Linked DNA regions of Homo sapiens: region 2 is linked to region 1. The links are chromatin loops, found by intact Hi-C in ENCODE. Cell type or tissue: left lung. All regions are shown on one strand.

Region 1 (8,000 bases):
TCCGCCTGGGCCTCTGCAGGGAGCCGTGGGTGCTCCCAGCTGACGGAGGCCAGGAATCCATGCTGTCTTCCTGGGTTTACCACTCAATGAGCCAGGCTGGCATTTGTGAAGCCTCAGGCAGCCCCTGGCCCACAGTTAGGGAATGCCCTTTTATGCAAGATGGTGCTGAATTTTATTTCATCAGGAAGGAGCACCGGCCAGTTCCCTTGTTAATTACCATTTCCTCCATCCATCCACCTTCACCGCTCAGGAGGGAGGGAGGCTCCTGGGCTGGCTGGGGACACAGCAATCCACCCGCCCTACTCATCCAAGCTTAAGGCCAGGGACACGGGTTTTCTGAGATGCGTGTACTCCTGCTGTTACTTTTGAAGCTGCCTAGTTCCTGTTGGGCCTGGACAAGGTTCAAGGAGGCAGGAGCCCCGGGGTTATCCAGGCTCTGCCACGATGGACCAAGAGGCCAGGACAAGTGGACACTGGCTGGGGCGTGTCCATCTCCTGTCATGGCTCCTGCCCTGAGGAGAGGACACGGGTCACCCTGGACACCAGGACAGGGCACAGACATCCCTCCTGAATCTGCTGGAATCCCCCCGAACGCACAGGCGAACTTTACAAGCCTCGCACTGCGTAGGGGGATGGCTTTGGGAGAGCCATGTAACCTTCCAGAACTTGTTTCCTTGTCTGTAAAAGGAAAGCTGTGGGTCTGACACTTGGCCCTTGGCTATCTAAAAATTGAGGTTTGGGGCCGGGCATAGTGGGTCACGCCTGTAATCCCAGCACTTTGGGAGGCTAAGTTGGGCAGGTGACTTGTGGTCAGGAGTTCGAGACCAGCCTGGCCAACATGGTAAAACCCCATCTCAAAAAAAAAAAAAAAAAAAATCAGCTGGGCGTGGTGGCCCGTGCCTGTAGTCCCAGCTAATTGGGAGGTAAGGTGGGAGAATCACTCGAACCCAGGAGGCGGAGATTGCAGTGAGCCGAAATTGCGCCACAGCGCTCCAGCCTGGGTGACAGAGCGAGACTCCATCTCAAAGATAAAGTAAAATAAAATAAAAAGATAAAATAAAAATGGAGGTTTTCAGTCTCTAGTCCAAACACAGACACAGTGCCACCCACTGCGGACTCCCCTTTCCCTGGCATCTCTGGTGCACACCTGCCCACCCTCCCAAGAATCTGGTCATTTAGACTCGAGCTTCAAACACACAGGGGAACTCAGAGTTTTTCCAGTCGCCAGTTGGCCGTTGGGGACGTTTGAGCTTCCTCCTTACTTTTTGGTCTCTGAAGCCCATGGGAGTGGGAGGGAAAGCACAGAGCTGCAAGAGCTATGGAGGCCGGGTGGGGGCGGGGGGGCTGGTCCTAGAGCTATGGAAACGGGGGGGCTGGTCCTAGAGCTATGGAAACGGGGGGGCTGGTCCTAGAGCTATGGAAACGGGGGGCTGGTCCTAGAGCTATGGAAACGGGGGGCTGGTCCTAGAGCTATGGAAATGGGGGGCTGGTCCTAGAGCTATGGAAGCCGGGGGCTGGTCCTCCAGCAGCCACCCTCGGGGAGGTGGCGGGACCCCTGGGCCTCCTGGTCCTGAGATATCTCTGTGCCTCCTGCGTAGCTTAGCTTCCCAGTTGCCTTTGTCTCTGGGTACAACAAATTGAGTCAGTGTCTGTCCCCTCGCTGGGCATGGGGGCAGGGCCCTGGGGCACACTCTGTACCCCCATCTGGTCTAGAGAAGGCTCGACCAAGGTCCAAAACTCCCCAGAGTCCAGACAGAAGTGGGGACGAGCAGGGTCCTTTTCGGGGGCTCTTCCTTGGGTTAGGGATTAGGGAACACCCTACACTCAGTTCCTCCTGGGAATAGACTCCGCTGCAAGGCGAGGGACAGGGAAAGTGGCTGTGGGGTCCACCTTGCCCAGCCAGGCCATGGGCCAACAGGCTCACTCTAGGTAGTTCCATGTGGGTACCCTTCCTCCTTTTACTAACAGGCTTCCCAGAGGGTGTGTTCTGATCAGACTTCCATCTGCCTGTGGATAAAGCAGAGGTGAGATTTACCTGATTCCTAGGCAGCACGTGTGAGCTGTGTCCAGCCAGGACCTGGGGCAGAGGCCAGCGTCGACACTGCTAGCCCCACCGCCGTTCTGGGAGGCCGCCCACAGCACTGGCTTCTGCCAGAGTGTCTGAGTGGCCGGGCGTGCATTAGACAAGAGCTCAGCTTCACGGCTGAGAATACACGGCTCACTGTATTCTCCACTCCCGGAGAAGAGAGCCCAACTGTGGGCCGGCAGGGTCAGCTTTCACCCTGGGACTGTGGGAAGTCATCACGGACGTTGTGTGTGGCCTGTGCCCCCTGTCTCTGGAGCACCTTCCAGCCAACTGTGGCTTTTAAATCTCAGAAATGGGAACATGCCTTTGGGCCGAGACATCCCACTCTTGGAGAGAACAGGGGTCTGGTGGGTGGGAGTCTGCTCTGTCCTCTGCGTGGTGCTTCCTGAAGCTGTGCTGGTCACCACTCGGCCCCGTGGCACATTGCTCAGAATGGCCTCATCCTCACTGAGGTTTGTACAGGATCCAAAACAAGACCAGACATAGGCTGAGCATGGACGTGGCTGGAGTCCCTGCTGTGGCTCTGGGGGCATCTTGCCATAGCTGCTGCTGTGATGGTGAAGGTGGGGAAGGCAGGAGTCTCTGAGAATTCCTGATTCAGAATCTGGGGCAATGCCAAGTTAGGCCCCATTTGGAACCTAGCTTTGAGGCAGTTTTTATTCATCCATCCATTTATCCCTCCTTTCATCCATCCATCCATCCATCCATCCATCCATTTATCTATGCATTCATCCATCCATCCATCCATCCATCCATCCATCCATTTATCCATCCATCCATCCATTTATCCATCCATCCATCCATCCATGGAGATATACTGGCTGTCTCAACCTGCCAAGCAGTGGCTACTCTCTGGCTCCTGAATCCTCTGAGCAGACTCTCTAAATTAGATCCCATCTCCCAAAGAAGAAATGAAGGCTTGGAGGGGTTCTGACCTCTTTTATAGAGATGGCACTGGTCTACGGTGCTGCCTCCTATGGCAGGGAGCATGTTGCTCAGGAAGTTACACTTCCCCATGAGGTCTCTAAGAGCAAGGGCCAGTGGCTCCTCAGGACAAGGCTATGTTGCCGTCCGTCGTCCATCTGGTTTCTGATGCGTGGCTGGGCCAGGTCCCCTGGGGAGGGCTGCATGGACTCAGCCATAGCGTGGGTCCTTGGCTTCAGAGATGCCTGAGGCCATGGCCTGAGCCCCAGGAGGTCCCCGTCCTCAGGCAGGAGGGGTTTTGTCCAGAGGCTTGGGCCCATCCTTGGTGCCTGCTTTCCTGCTGTGCCCTCTCTCCCCTCTACCAAGCCCAGACCAGAAGACAGGCTCTGAGGACGGCTCCCAGGAGAACAAACTAACAGGGGTCATTTCTAAAGGGCCCCTAGTCAGGGAGGTGCCCAGGAATCACCAGACCAGAGGAGTGAACCAGTCAGCCTGGGGCCGGGGCCAGCCAGGCCAGAGCCAGCTCCAGCTCCAGCGGTGCTCAGATCTGCTCCTCTTTTCTTCTGAGTGGGAACAGGGGTTGCCCCCACCTGGCCTCCCTGTTTGGTGCATGGTGACCCCTCCCCTGCCACCTGAGGGATCTGCAGCCCTCCTCACCCCTGTAGCTCCGTGTCCTCAGGCAATAGCTCTGGAGTGGTGAGCTCTGGGCCAGGCAGGGTCTGGGCCAGGCAGGTGAGGAACGTGGGCCTGGGGAGCTAAAGCAGGCCCCGGAGCCCTGGGCTGGGTGTGCACATGTGTGTGCTTGTGTGTGTCTACACATGTGTCTGAACCAGTGTTGAAGCCACATGGTTTGCACTGTGCTGGCAAAGTGGTCCATGTGCGGCTAGACAGGACGGGCGGGCGGTTCCCCAGGAAGAGAAGCTCCCCACAGCGCGGTCCCCAGGCTGGACCAGAGCGGGGCTCCCCTGGAAGCAATCCATCATGTGCTGCAGGAGAAACGGGGCAAGGACAATTGCCGGGTGTCTTTTGGAGGCTGGTCCTCAACGCTGGCAACAGTTTCTCTCGCTATGAGTTGGTCCCAGAGAGCCCCGATTCACCCTTCCGGAAAAGGCAGTCCTGTTTGGATCAAAAAATAATTAGCTGAGCTTTAAGTGGGGGTTTCAAGTACACATTTAATTTACACTGATTAACAGTCATATGCTAAGTAAACACCAGCTGAATATTAAACCCGCACCATTGAGAAGCGTGGAACGCAAAGTAATATAGAAAACGCAGTAAATACACAGTTTCTATAACCAGTAATTATATTAATAACATGCAGCACTTGTCTTACAAAATGCAAATTAATACGTGCATATCTACGTAGAGATCCAACTTTTGATTTCACATGTTACCAGGGAGGCTTCCTTTGCGAGCTCCACGTTAAAGAAAGCCACAGCTTCTGAAGCAATTAGGCTGACGCACGGAAAATACAGTAAAATCAGCCCAGGGACGGCGCTCCCCTTCCCGTGCACTCTCCCAATCTGCGGCCCTTTGTCTGTGAGTTTCTGATCTTAGAGCTGCCGGGTCCCACTGGGCCCTGCTGCTGTTTCCCATGTGCACCGCTGTGGCTGTCACCGGGACCTGCCACGGTCGTGCCTGTGACAAGTCGTTAGGATCTGCCATGGAGATCCACCACCGTATCCCTAAGTGGACGGACTGGCGCTGTCACCACGGGCTGGCGCACTCTCCCTGGGCGGCGTGGTGGGGGGGCAGGGGGACGCTTTTGAGGGAGCACTCCCATCCCCTCTGGGTGGGCAGTTACAGGAGGCGACGGAGCTGCCTGTCGCTGTGGCAGCTTTGCACATTCTATAGGAATAACTTGAAACTTCAAGGAGAAGGATGCCAGGTGGAGGCGTTGTCAGGACGGCCAAGGGCTTCCCAGGGGCTGCAGCATGGAGCTGTGGGCAGCACACTCCTCCCGCCTCCAGGAATGGCCTTCCTGCCTCATGCCCCAGACCTCCTGCCCCCATGGCCCTTCCCACTTTCCCTTGGCCCCCATGGCCCAAGCTGGGTTTCCTGGTGTTCTTAAGGTCCCTGCACGGGCACCATTCCAGCTTCACGCAGTCGGCCGGGCATCCTGCACTGGCGAGGAGACCTTGGTGCTGGTCGCGGTGGAGGAAGGCATGGAGCCCTGGTTGAGATGTGGGCTGACCGCTGCTGACCCCCAGGCCGTTCTCACTCCTCTACCAGGAACCCTGGGTCAGGGGGTAGTGGGTAGCAAGTATAAAAACTGCTAGAAAAATCCCTTTGCTTCATAAGGAGGGGGATCATCAGTCTAAGCAAATGAAAAAGAAACTCAAATTCTGTCTTAAAAAACAAAGCAAGACACCAAAGCAAGCCTTTGGTTCATGTGGGTGAATGGAGATTTTGTGTGAACCGACCCCGCCATCCCTGGTAGAAACAGACTGTTTCTTCCCAGACCCTGAAGCCTGCCTGTGGGCCCTGAGGCCTCACATCAAACTCCAGGGGGTGCTCCATGTGGGTACCAAGCTCTAGGGGCCAGCCTGGCATCCCCCCGACCTCTCAGGGGCTCTGGAGTCTTCCTTAGGGACCCCAGATTGGAGAGAGGCTGCCGTCCTGCGGACCTCTCCAGGAAGGGCCCCGGGAGAGGCATCTCTCCGGAGGCGTCCAGAGCTGGCTCAAACACCGGCCAAGGCAGGCGGTGGGACCCGGGGCCCATGGCTCCTTTCTTGGAGGGTTTTGAAAGAAAATAAAATAGGGGAAAGAAAATCCAGGCTGCAGGGCTTGGCCGCGGCTGCCGTGTGGCTTCGCCCGATTAGCATGGTCTCCGCGAGGACTTGGGTTCGGGTTTGCGGTGTTATTGCCCTGTTATCTGCGTGGTTGGTGGTATCGCTGTACACAGATTTGCACCGTGGTGTTCTCTGAGGGAGCAGAAAAGGGGCCCCTCCATTGTTCCCGAGGCACTTGCTCCTGCGACCAGCACCTTCCATCTGTTTTCCTTTTTCCTTCCTCCCGATACAGCAGCGTTGCCGCGTCTCACCCGGAGGAGGGAGGGCCGCAGGCTCCCAGCACGGCCGCCGGCCTCGCCTTCCCCGCTCCTGAAAAATGAGATCATTTCAAACAGCGCCGTTTTCCACTTTGCAAAATGTGCTTGCGTTTGGGGGAGCAAATGTTTCACCTTTTATTCAAATAAAATCTAGGTGGTTGCAAGGCTTCGGGGATTCAGTGAGAGACCAGCCTGGCCTCAGCTCAGGGACGCAGCTGATTTTGCTTTTCCTTTCCCTGACCCTCCAGAGCAGCAGGCACCCCTGCGTTACCCTTGTCTTCCTCTTCAGAGCTGCTCGGTGTAATGGATTTCTTTAAATTAATAATGCGTAGAAGGAGATTTACAACACATTGCTAAAATATTGTCTTTGCCTTTTATTCATGCATTTGTCACTGTGGTCTCTAATCGAGGTGCTCAGAGAAGGGATAAATAATGAAGAGAGAAAACAGCTCTGTCATAATCCAGGACCATTTGCAAATTCATCACCGATATTCTTGGGGAAGGAAAGACAGAGGAGATGACAAATATCCCACCTTGCTAATATATCTCGTTGATTTCCTCTCCCATTTATTTAGATAACCTACTTTGAGCCGTGATAGAATGAGGGTCCCGGGCTGCTCTGAGCAACAGATGGGGCTGTCTGCAGGGCTCCCGGGCAGCAGGACAGTTTCCACGCGTTTGATGGTGGCCACTTTGAGTGTTAATTGTGATCGGTTTGATTTTAGGTGACTTTGGGGGAAATGATTCTTGGAGGGAAATGGTCAAAGGTGATTTCTGCAGCAAATCCTCTCTCTGCCTGCGGAGGTAAAAGTAGCCATTGCTTCTATTTTTATGGCTGGATTTAAGTCAATGCCTATCCTTAAGAAGAAGGATGGACCCAAAGCCAAATATATACCCCCAAAAGAAGGACAAAATGGTTTTCTAGTTTGGAGGGGTTTTGTTTGCTGTCACCCCTCCTCCTGGTAGAGGCAGGAGCTATGCATTTGGAGGTTTCCCTCTCTCTCTCTAGATGATTTTTAACTGACAGGAACTGGGAAGGAGGGAAACAAATCTGCTTTGGGAATTTTTTCTCCAGACCAGAGAAGGTTGGACCCGTTCAGAGAAGCCTCCGTCCTTCAGCTCCAGGTCAGGCTCACTACCCAGCCCCTGCCCGGCTCAAGCAGTGGCCACAGCTCAAAGCCAGAGTCCCAGGGCCCACATGGGCTTTTGCTTTTAGCTCTTCGAGGGGGGAAGCAGAGGAAGTGGCTTCTGTCTGAGCCTCTGCACCAACCGTGTGGCCTGAGAGAAGCAGGTGGGGGCGTCAGCTCTGGGGCGGCCTCCAGCTGCCTCGGTGGGGACACGGGGTCTCCCAGCGTGTCAGGACGGAGGGTGCTGTAGGACTATGGAGTTAGCGTGTGGTGCAAGCTGTAAGCCAGTGAGTGTCTGGTTAGAGGCTGGGCTGGGGCTGAGCACGAGGGCCAAGAGGTGACCGCCGGCCAGAACCAGCCGTGGCTGCCCAGTCGCCCAGATGGTGGTCCCAGGGCAGGGAGTGTTAGCACCTGCCGGGCTCAGCCTGGGCGGCTCAGAGGGCGGGACCTGGAGAAGGAGGGCCGCTCGGCAACCGCTGAGCCGGCGCAAGAGCTCAGGCCCTCAGGGAGCGTGGCCAGATCCGGCAGATGAAATCCAGGACACCCAGTTCAATTTGAATTTCAGATACACAGCACACAAGTACGTCCCAAACACAGCCAGCATTTTGTTGTGTTTACCGCATTTATTCTATTGATTGACTGAATTTACAGCATTTGATCTGGGGACCTGCCCCCAGGCTCCCAGGCCTTTTGCGATCCCATTAAAAAAAAAAAAAAAAAAAACACCTTTGTGGGGGCTGGGGGTTGATTGTCTCTTGAAAACAGACATGGGCCAGATCCAGTTGTTTGGTAGGATAAGGTCTTTATGGGCAGA
Region 2 (8,000 bases), 61 kb after region 1:
GGCATCACTCCTGATCCAGCTCTGAGCATGGAGATGAGGACATGCTCCCTGGGATCCATGGGGAAACCAAGGCCCTGGAAGGCTTTCCCCCCTCAGATTCAGGAAGGAGCCGCACAGGCTCAGAAGCCAGGCTCCCAGCTGGAACCACAGCTGCAGACAGCCCTGCCCAGAGCCTGTGGGCATCATGGAAGTGTGTGCGTGCACGCGTGTGTCTGTGCACGCGTGTGACTTTCACGTCTGATTCCACTTACTCAAGCCACATGCAAAGGCTGATAAAATATTTCCCAGACATGCTCTAAATAGCAGGCACATGTTCTAAGTTGAGGGAATCAGAATTCAAGAGAATCTGTGGCTGAACTTATGTCATGGGTTCACAGGGCTGGAAGGGGCCACCCTTAGCCTCTAGATATGCATTAGTTTATTCATTCACAAGATATACATCCACTTGTTCATTCACTTATGAGATGTTTATTTCTTTATCCATTCATAGATATGCATTTGTTCATTCATTCGTTAGATATCGCTTTGTCCACGTATTCATGAGATATTTGTTTATTCACTCATTAGAGATATATCTGTTCATATATCTATTAGGTATTTATTCATTTATTTATTCGATATGTATTTGTTCATCCATTCATAGATATGCATTTGTTTGTCCATTCATTAGATATCGATTTGTCCACGCATTCATGAGATATTTGTCTATTCACTCATTAGGCATGTATTTGTTCATACATTTATTAGTTTAGATATTAGATATTGATTTGTTTATGCACACGTGTATACATTTGCTGATCAATTCACCCACTAGGCATCTATTTCTTGGTCATTTGTTCGATGCTGGTTGTCTCCTCCTTCATTAGACATCTGCTTGTCTGTCTCTGCACTCATGGACACTTGCTTGCCCACCCATTGTACACAGGTCTGTTGAGAGCCTGCGGTCAGCAGCCACCCTGCCCTTCTTCCCTAAGCTGTCTTGGTCACAGCGTAGCCAATGCCGATTTTCTTTTTCTAAGTAGACCGATTGAAAATAAGTGAAAGTCATTTCCGGGCAGCAGTGTCCACCTGAAAGTTGAGATATGCACAGTGTTGACCGAACATCTCTCGTGGTGTCTGGTCCAGCAGTGTGAAAAGCCGTGGGCTTGATCTAGCTGGAGATGCGGCCGTGGGTGGACTCCTAAGAAAAGACTCAAGGCAGAGTCTCTTGGGGCCCGTCGGGGGCTGCAGCAGATTCGTGTCTTGAAAACAGGTTGGGTCCAGCTCCCTCTGCTGTGAGGTCCCTGCCTCATTGCTGGGACTTTTGTCTCAAGGCCCCGGCCTCGTCCTTGGTCGTCCAGCCCACTGGCCGCAGCAGTGGGGGCCGGCGCTGGTGGTCAGTGCTCGCTCACCCTGCCCTGCACAGCCCCTAATGTTGGCACTTCACGGACAAGCCGGCCTGGGTCCTCAGAGGAGAATAAATGTGCACGGAACAGCACACGGTGGCCCATGGCCTTGCAGCACGAGCGTGTCCATGCGTGTGCACGTGTGCATGCGTGTGCGTGCGCGTGCATCCACGCCTGGCGGCCTGGGCCCGGCGTGAGTGTGTGGGTGGGAGCGGGTGTGTATCCGCGGCTGCTCCATTCTGCTGTAAAGGCTCGCTGCAGTGGGCAACATGGAGGAGACATGAAAGAGGGGACAATAAATAGCTTCCTACCTTGCCTGGATAATGGGCGAGTTCTCCGGGTGGATTAATCCTCGCGTCGTCTTTGGGCCGTCAGTTTGGGAGTGACAGTAACAAGGCTCCCGGGGACCCTGCTAATTTGCACTCCATTCACCGGCTCGTGAAACCGTCAGGGCTGCGGAAGGACTGCGCGGCGCGGGCCTCCATTCACTGGGAGCCTGATATACTGGGAAAGGGGCCAGTGCGCACAAAGCCCAAAAGAGCACATGGGTGAGGCTTTGTCCCTCCTCTCCCGTTCCCTTTTATGCGGCCTTGTGCTAGTTAAGCTCCTCATTTGTCCCCGCTGGGGCTCGGGGCTCTGGTCACCCTCAGGGGCTGCCTTTTCAGGTGATCTTGACACCCCTCTGGCCCTGGCCTGAGTGGGCGGTGGGGGCAGGGCTGCCTGAGCGGGGGCACCTTTGAATTCTGGGAGTCCAGGCCTGGAGCCGGCCGGACGCTGGCCTGCAGTAGGGACAGCAGAGGTGGCCAAGGCCCCTCTCTCCTCACAGCCTCCTGCCTCCGTCCCCATGTTCTGGGCGCCTCTCAGAGGTCCTGGCTGGACGCCTGCACCCCAGAGTCTTTGAAGGTGGAATGGAGGCCCCCGCTCATCCTCCCGGCCCCCTCGCTGAGGTCCTCCCGCTCATCCTCCCGGCCCCCTCGCTGCGGTCCTCCCGCTCATCCTCCCGGCCCCCTCGCTGCGGTCCTCTCTGCCACTGTGGATGGGCTTCACACAAACTGAGATGGGGAGGCCCCATCCTCTTGGTTCCCACCAGCACCTGCATTTCCGCCGCTACCTCGGCGTGGCTCTGCCTGCTCCCTCCCTGACCCCAGCTCTGCCCTCTCCCTCCAGCTCAGCCTCAGATTTTAAGTACCCACCTGGCGAGGGGCCCTCTTCCCTGCTCCTGGCACAGAGGCCCCGAGCCTTTCCTTTTTCATGTTGCTGGTGACCCCTCCCCAGGTACTCGTTTAAGAGCTCCCTGGCAGCAGAGCTGGACACAGGGAAGTCAGTGGGACCTTTGTGGCCACGAAACAGGTCTCACCCAGAAAGGAAAGCGGGGTCGGCTCGCCCGCCTGCCGCACGCTTCCCCGGGAGGCCGAGCTCAGGAAGACGCGGCAAATCCCATCCTATGTGCTTGCAGCAACTCCTCTGCCAAAAAAGGAAATGCCACCGCCAACAGCAACAGAAACACAGATTTGGAGATCCCCAAATTAGCCAATAAACACCACCCATTCCGTGGTGAGGGGGGAAATGGAGAAGAAACCACCTTCCCAAATCTTTATGAATTAAACATGGCATGTCCATCAAGTCATAGAGACAACCATTTCTGCTTAATTTGCTGACACAAATCACCCTAACTATTTTGCTGGGGAGAGGGGTGTGGGGGCGGGATGGCGGGTCCTGGGCGTCTCGGCTCCGCCATTGTCATTAATTATAAAATTGGGAGGACTGTAATTTTCCACTTAGGCTTGTCACCAATCGGGCAGTCACCCCAGCTGTGCGGGTGCCCCCCTGGGTTTGGTTGTGCCCGTGGGGGGTTGCTAGAGAGTCCTTTGTCGCCTCCCTGGGGGCACAGACACCTGGAACTCACTCTTTCTCCGAGGAACAGGAGCAAGTGCGGCATTCTGGAGGGAGGTGGCACTTGTTTCCATGAGATGCTCCAAGCTCCTCCTGTTCTTACCCAGCATTTCCCCAGGATTCCAGGAGACTCTGCCTGGCCCAGGAGGTTCTGCTCTCCCCAGGCAAGGAAGCGGGGTTTCCGGGACACCACGTCCACCCCAGGTCACCTACAAACAAGGTCAGCCAGGGCCGTAGACCAAGGACTCCCGAGGCCAAGCCGGTGCCTTCCCAGGAGGCCTTGCCACCCCCCATTAATCCTGCAATTCCAGATCATTATCAAGGTCACTGCCTGGTACATTAACTCAGAAGCACGCGGGTGACAGGGTGTGGCCAGTGCACCAAGCAGAACGGCCAGGCAAGCTGCGCCCAGACACATGTCGGAGTCTCGTGTGGCCACTGGGTCCGCCTCGGCTGGAATCTGCCATCCTTCTCCCACCACAGCCCCGCCCCTTGTCTGCAGGATGCAGGACTGCCCGGGAGGCTCTGCTTGGCCAGCAAAAAGTGTGTTTCCTTGTAAAAAGTTTACCAGAAAAGAGGAGAAAGTAGTTAATGGAGAAAATGGTTTTCCTTTTCAGACAGGCGTCTTTTCCTTCCATTCTCCTATTGGACACAAACCAGAAACTTCTAGATCTGAGGAGGGTCTGACACGCTGGGCAACTTCCAACCCTAACACTCTGTTTCTATGCAAAAATAATGCCTTTCTCAGTTCAAATGCTGCTAGGCGACCCAGGGCGATGGCGGCTTTTAAGAGCTGATGTCCACCCAATAGCACCGTCAGACTCGCAGGCCTCAGAACTCCAAGCCCTTGGTCAGGTGCGGTGGCTCACATCTGTCATCCCAGCACTTTGGGAGGCCAAGACGGGCAGATCACCTGAGGTTGGGAGTTCAAGACCAGCCTGGCCAATGTGGCAAAACCCTGTCTCTACTAAAAACACAAAAACTAGCTGGGTGTGGTTGTGCACACCTGTAATCCCAACTACTTGGGAGGCTGAGGCAGGAGAAATGCTTGAGCTCAGGAGGCAGAGGTTGCAGTGAGCCGAGATACATTACCACAATAGCATCTCGCAGGGGCAAGAATGGCTTCAGCTAAGTTAGTATCATCCTCAGAGACAGATTCTTCTTATTCTGAATAGTGTGTTGGGCCCCTGTTGGGTGCCTGGCCCTGTGCTAACATGTTCCACATCAGACGAGATACCAACACATGGGGAGATGGTTACAATGAGCTTGATCTTGACCGTTGGGGAGCTGTGGCCCCAGGATGCTTCTGTGGTGAATACAGACCTTTTGGCTGGGCAGGGCCTGAGACCCTGGTGTGATACCCTGGGCATCGTCCCCCAAACCTTCCTTTCAGGGCCACCGATCTTAGAGGTCAATGCCGCAGACCTGACAGTGGGGACCTGTGTGTGGGGATTGTGTGGTCAGCTGATCAAGGTATTTTTTCAGCCAATGGGACCGTATCCAAACATCATCAAAGACACCATCCCATCTGCTTCCCCATCGCTGCTGTTGGTCCTGATGTCAGTGTTGGGCTCCTGGATAGCCTGGGTTGAGGATTCTATCAGAACCAAAAGGACATCCCCAAGAAGTCCACTCCTACTGCTAAGGAATCTGTCATTCAATAAACAGGATCAGATGGCACAGAACAGAGCGGAACCCGACCTCTGTGTGGATGATCCACAGGTGCCACTGGGACCATGTCAGGAAGAAACAGCCATGTCGTGGAAGTGCAGCCAGGCCCTGGGGACAGGCAAGGCCCACGGGGTCCAGGAGAACAGGGCCTCCAGGAGGGTCATGGGTCCCGGGGACAGGCAAGGCCTATTGGGGTCCAGGAGAACAGAGCCTCCAGGAGGGTCATGGGTGGAGGCGGGAGAGAGTGGTTTGTGTGGGGTGGAAAAGAGTGGTGCAGGAAGGAAGGTGGGGGCCCTGCCTATAGAGCCAGCAACCTGGCTGCAGCCCCACCCTCCCTCCACCGAGCGGACCAACCCAGAACCCCACAGGGGCCCTGTCCTCCGGGGACCTGTCGAGTCAGTGCTCCTCTGCACGGTGGCTCCAGGCCACCCCTCCCTTGGCCCTTTCCCACTGGGCGTGGAGGGACGGCCGTGGCCTTCCCCTGCCAGCCCCTGCCCTCCTCCTCGGGTGCCCCCACGTCCTCTGGTTTCCCCTCAGCTCTCACAAATTCTGCCCGTGTCCGCACCCTCATTAATCAATGTCAAGGCGCGGCGTCGGCAACAAGGGGCGCATTCTTCCCCGGCTCCTCAGCCTCATACATCCCATTGTTCCCGGGGCCGATTCAGATGGCAAGAAAACAGCCTATGCAGCACATAAAAGAGATGAGGCAAAAATGAAAAGAATCAAGGGAGAAAAAAGAGGAGGCATTTTTCCCCCTGAAACACTCGAATAAATACTCGGCAATGATAATTTAAATTATTCATACATTTATGAAAACATCCATTGAAAACCCAAGTGTATGATGCTCTTTGTCTCTGTCTCTGTCTCTTGTTTGGGATTAATCTTTACTGTAATTCGGGCTGGCCGTGGCCCCCTGACAAAGGCCACACTCTCTTTCCATGGGAAAAATGTTTCCACATATCCCAGCAAGGAGCTGGGGAGAGATTTGTGCTGACGAGGCAGTGTCCAGGCCCCCGAGATGCTGAACCAGCCATGTTCAAGAAGCGTCCAACCCGCAGAAAGTACAGTGGGTTGTCACAGTGCTGTCACTCCAGTGACATCCATGCCACGGGGCTGGGAAGCCAGAGGGGCCTCCACAGAGAGGAGACCCACAGAGCATGCATGCTCCTGCAGGCCCCTGAGCCCACCAGGGAAGGAGAATCCAAGAGCCTTCCCCAATATGGCCTGCGTGGGGAGACACACCCAGACACATCCCCACCCAGGTCTGGTGGGTTGGTGGGTTTCAGATGCCCCCGGTGGCTGTCCCCCGCCGAACCAGGCCTAGTTGTCACATCACAGCTGGGCACACTCAATGACCTGCCATAGAAGGCTGAGGTGGGCATCCTAGCAGGCTGGAGCTGGGCATCCCAGAGTCTCCCCAAACCTGGGGCAGGAGTCAGGAGCCACACTGTCCGGAGGCTGTGGTTGGCCTCACGAAATCAGAGAGTCTAGGCCCATGCCTGAGACTGGAGATGCTGAAACCATTCTTGATATTGCAGAGGGCGGGGCTGTGGCTGTGGCCATCAGCATGGAACTGGAGGGGACAGGTTCCTGTAGCCAGTCATCCGTGACTGCCATAGAGTTCAGGTGCCCACTGTCCGCACCTCTGTCTTCCTCAGCCTCCCAGGCTCCTGGTCCCTCCCTGGGCCACCACTGTCTCTGACAGCCTGAAGCCACCCACTGGGATTGCGGCAGTTCCTCTGTGAATTAACTCGTAGCCTAGCACTGTTCCATGTCCAAATGTTGCAGGGCAGCAGGGGAAACGGCACCCTCTGTGTGGATAGAAGCACGCTTTCTGTGTGGTGTTTTCCTCCAGGGCTCCGTGACCAAAGCTCATTCCCAAACAGGATAAAAAGCCCCGGGTGGCCTTCTCCTCACACACCTTTCACCGTGAAACGGGCATTCGCCCGTGTGTGAGTTGATCGGCAGTGATTTCTCTTCCCTGGAAGTGACCCAGAATCCATTCCTGGGCGGCTGGCGTCCAGCTCCTTAGCCTGGGTTAGCGCTGGGGATGGGGCGGCCACAGCAGTGGGCGCACGGCAGCTTGCAGGCTGTCAGTTCAGAAGACGCTGCAGCAGCTGCTGGGCTGCCCCCCAGCTCTTCTCGGCTTATTTGGTCTGGAATGGGAGCAGGGATCTCATGGGAACAGCCCTCCTGGTTGGATTTATGGCTTCTCTGGTTTGGGCCAGGTCAGAACTCAAGAGGAAAACCGCTCCTTTCTGCTCCTTATTCCAGATGAAAGTGGATCTCAAGAGTGCCTGGGAGCATAAACTGGCCTCTGTCGAGCTTGGCAGCCATGCTGAGTGCGCTGGCCTAAGTCTACGGCGAGGGTGAGGGGTTCTCCCAGCCACTGTGGCTGAGTGCACGCTGTCCAGAAGCAGCGTTTTCACTCACGGCCCTGCTCTTCCTGGGGCCAGGTCCCCGTGCCGTGCATCCCGGTAGATCTTTTTTTTCAACACGGGAGAGCTCTTGAGAAACTCAGCCCAGTTTTCCTTGAGGCCCTGCGAGTTTCATTTTGGGCTGGCTGGGACGCGCGCTCTTCCCCCTAGAAGTATTCGGGATGCCGCCTGCATGCTACCTCGCTCACTCCCAACTCTGCTCCCCACACGAGGTTTTGGGGTGCCCCCTTGGACTGCTGCCACCGGCCTCTTCCCCCTCTTGCCGGCCCTCCCTCCTCTGTCACCGATGTTGGGGTCTGGGAAGGTAGCCAAATGCAGGAGGACACCGGAGCAATAAATCACCCCTCATCCAACATCTGCAGGCCCTGGGGCGAGCCCCTCGCTGCCGCCCCCATCCCATCCCTCGCCACAAAACACTATTGTCGTGGCCAAGTGAAGAAGAGTCGCCTGCACTTACAAAGGGCCTCTGCAGCCTGGCGTGACGGCCAGAGGAGGTGCCTGGCTCTCGGCAGGGAGCCGCAGGGCTCTTTCTTCCTCTCTGGTTCGTACTTCTCCTCTCTCATGGGGGTCCCCCAAAGCCTTTCATTCCGGCTTCATATTCACATAAAGACAT

What was found. A loop is a pair of places that touch in the nucleus more often than their neighbours do. Peaks named below come from ENCODE experiments on the same cell type or tissue, not always from the same donor. Only the 100,000 strongest peaks of a DNase experiment are listed, where the experiment ranks them.
Region 2: it touches region 1 in a loop (2.7-fold over the local background); 2 of 110 quality-filtered maps call a loop at or near these places.

The regions. Positions count from the first base shown.
Region 1 is chr1:3,149,534-3,157,533 of GRCh38, forward strand. All of the region lies in intron 1 of PRDM16 (PR/SET domain 16), which reads left to right. Among named protein-coding and RNA genes, the nearest start is that of MIR4251, 26 kb to the left of the region's middle. RefSeq lists enhancers at 1-498, 4,166-4,667, 4,668-5,167. In left lung, no CTCF peak of the experiment used is centred here; DNase peaks (open chromatin) are centred at 3,858, 4,718, 5,068 and 6,068; H3K27me3 peaks cover 3,262 bases.
Region 2 is chr1:3,210,288-3,218,287 of GRCh38, forward strand. All of the region lies in intron 2 of PRDM16 (PR/SET domain 16), which reads left to right. LOC105378605 (a long non-coding RNA gene) reads right to left here and starts at 3,458. Exons shown (of 2, transcript XR_007065436.1): 1 at 3,292-3,458; 2 at 449-1,640. RefSeq lists an enhancer at 6,979-7,747. In left lung, no CTCF peak of the experiment used is centred here; no DNase peak of the experiment used is centred here; H3K27me3 peaks cover 2,394 bases.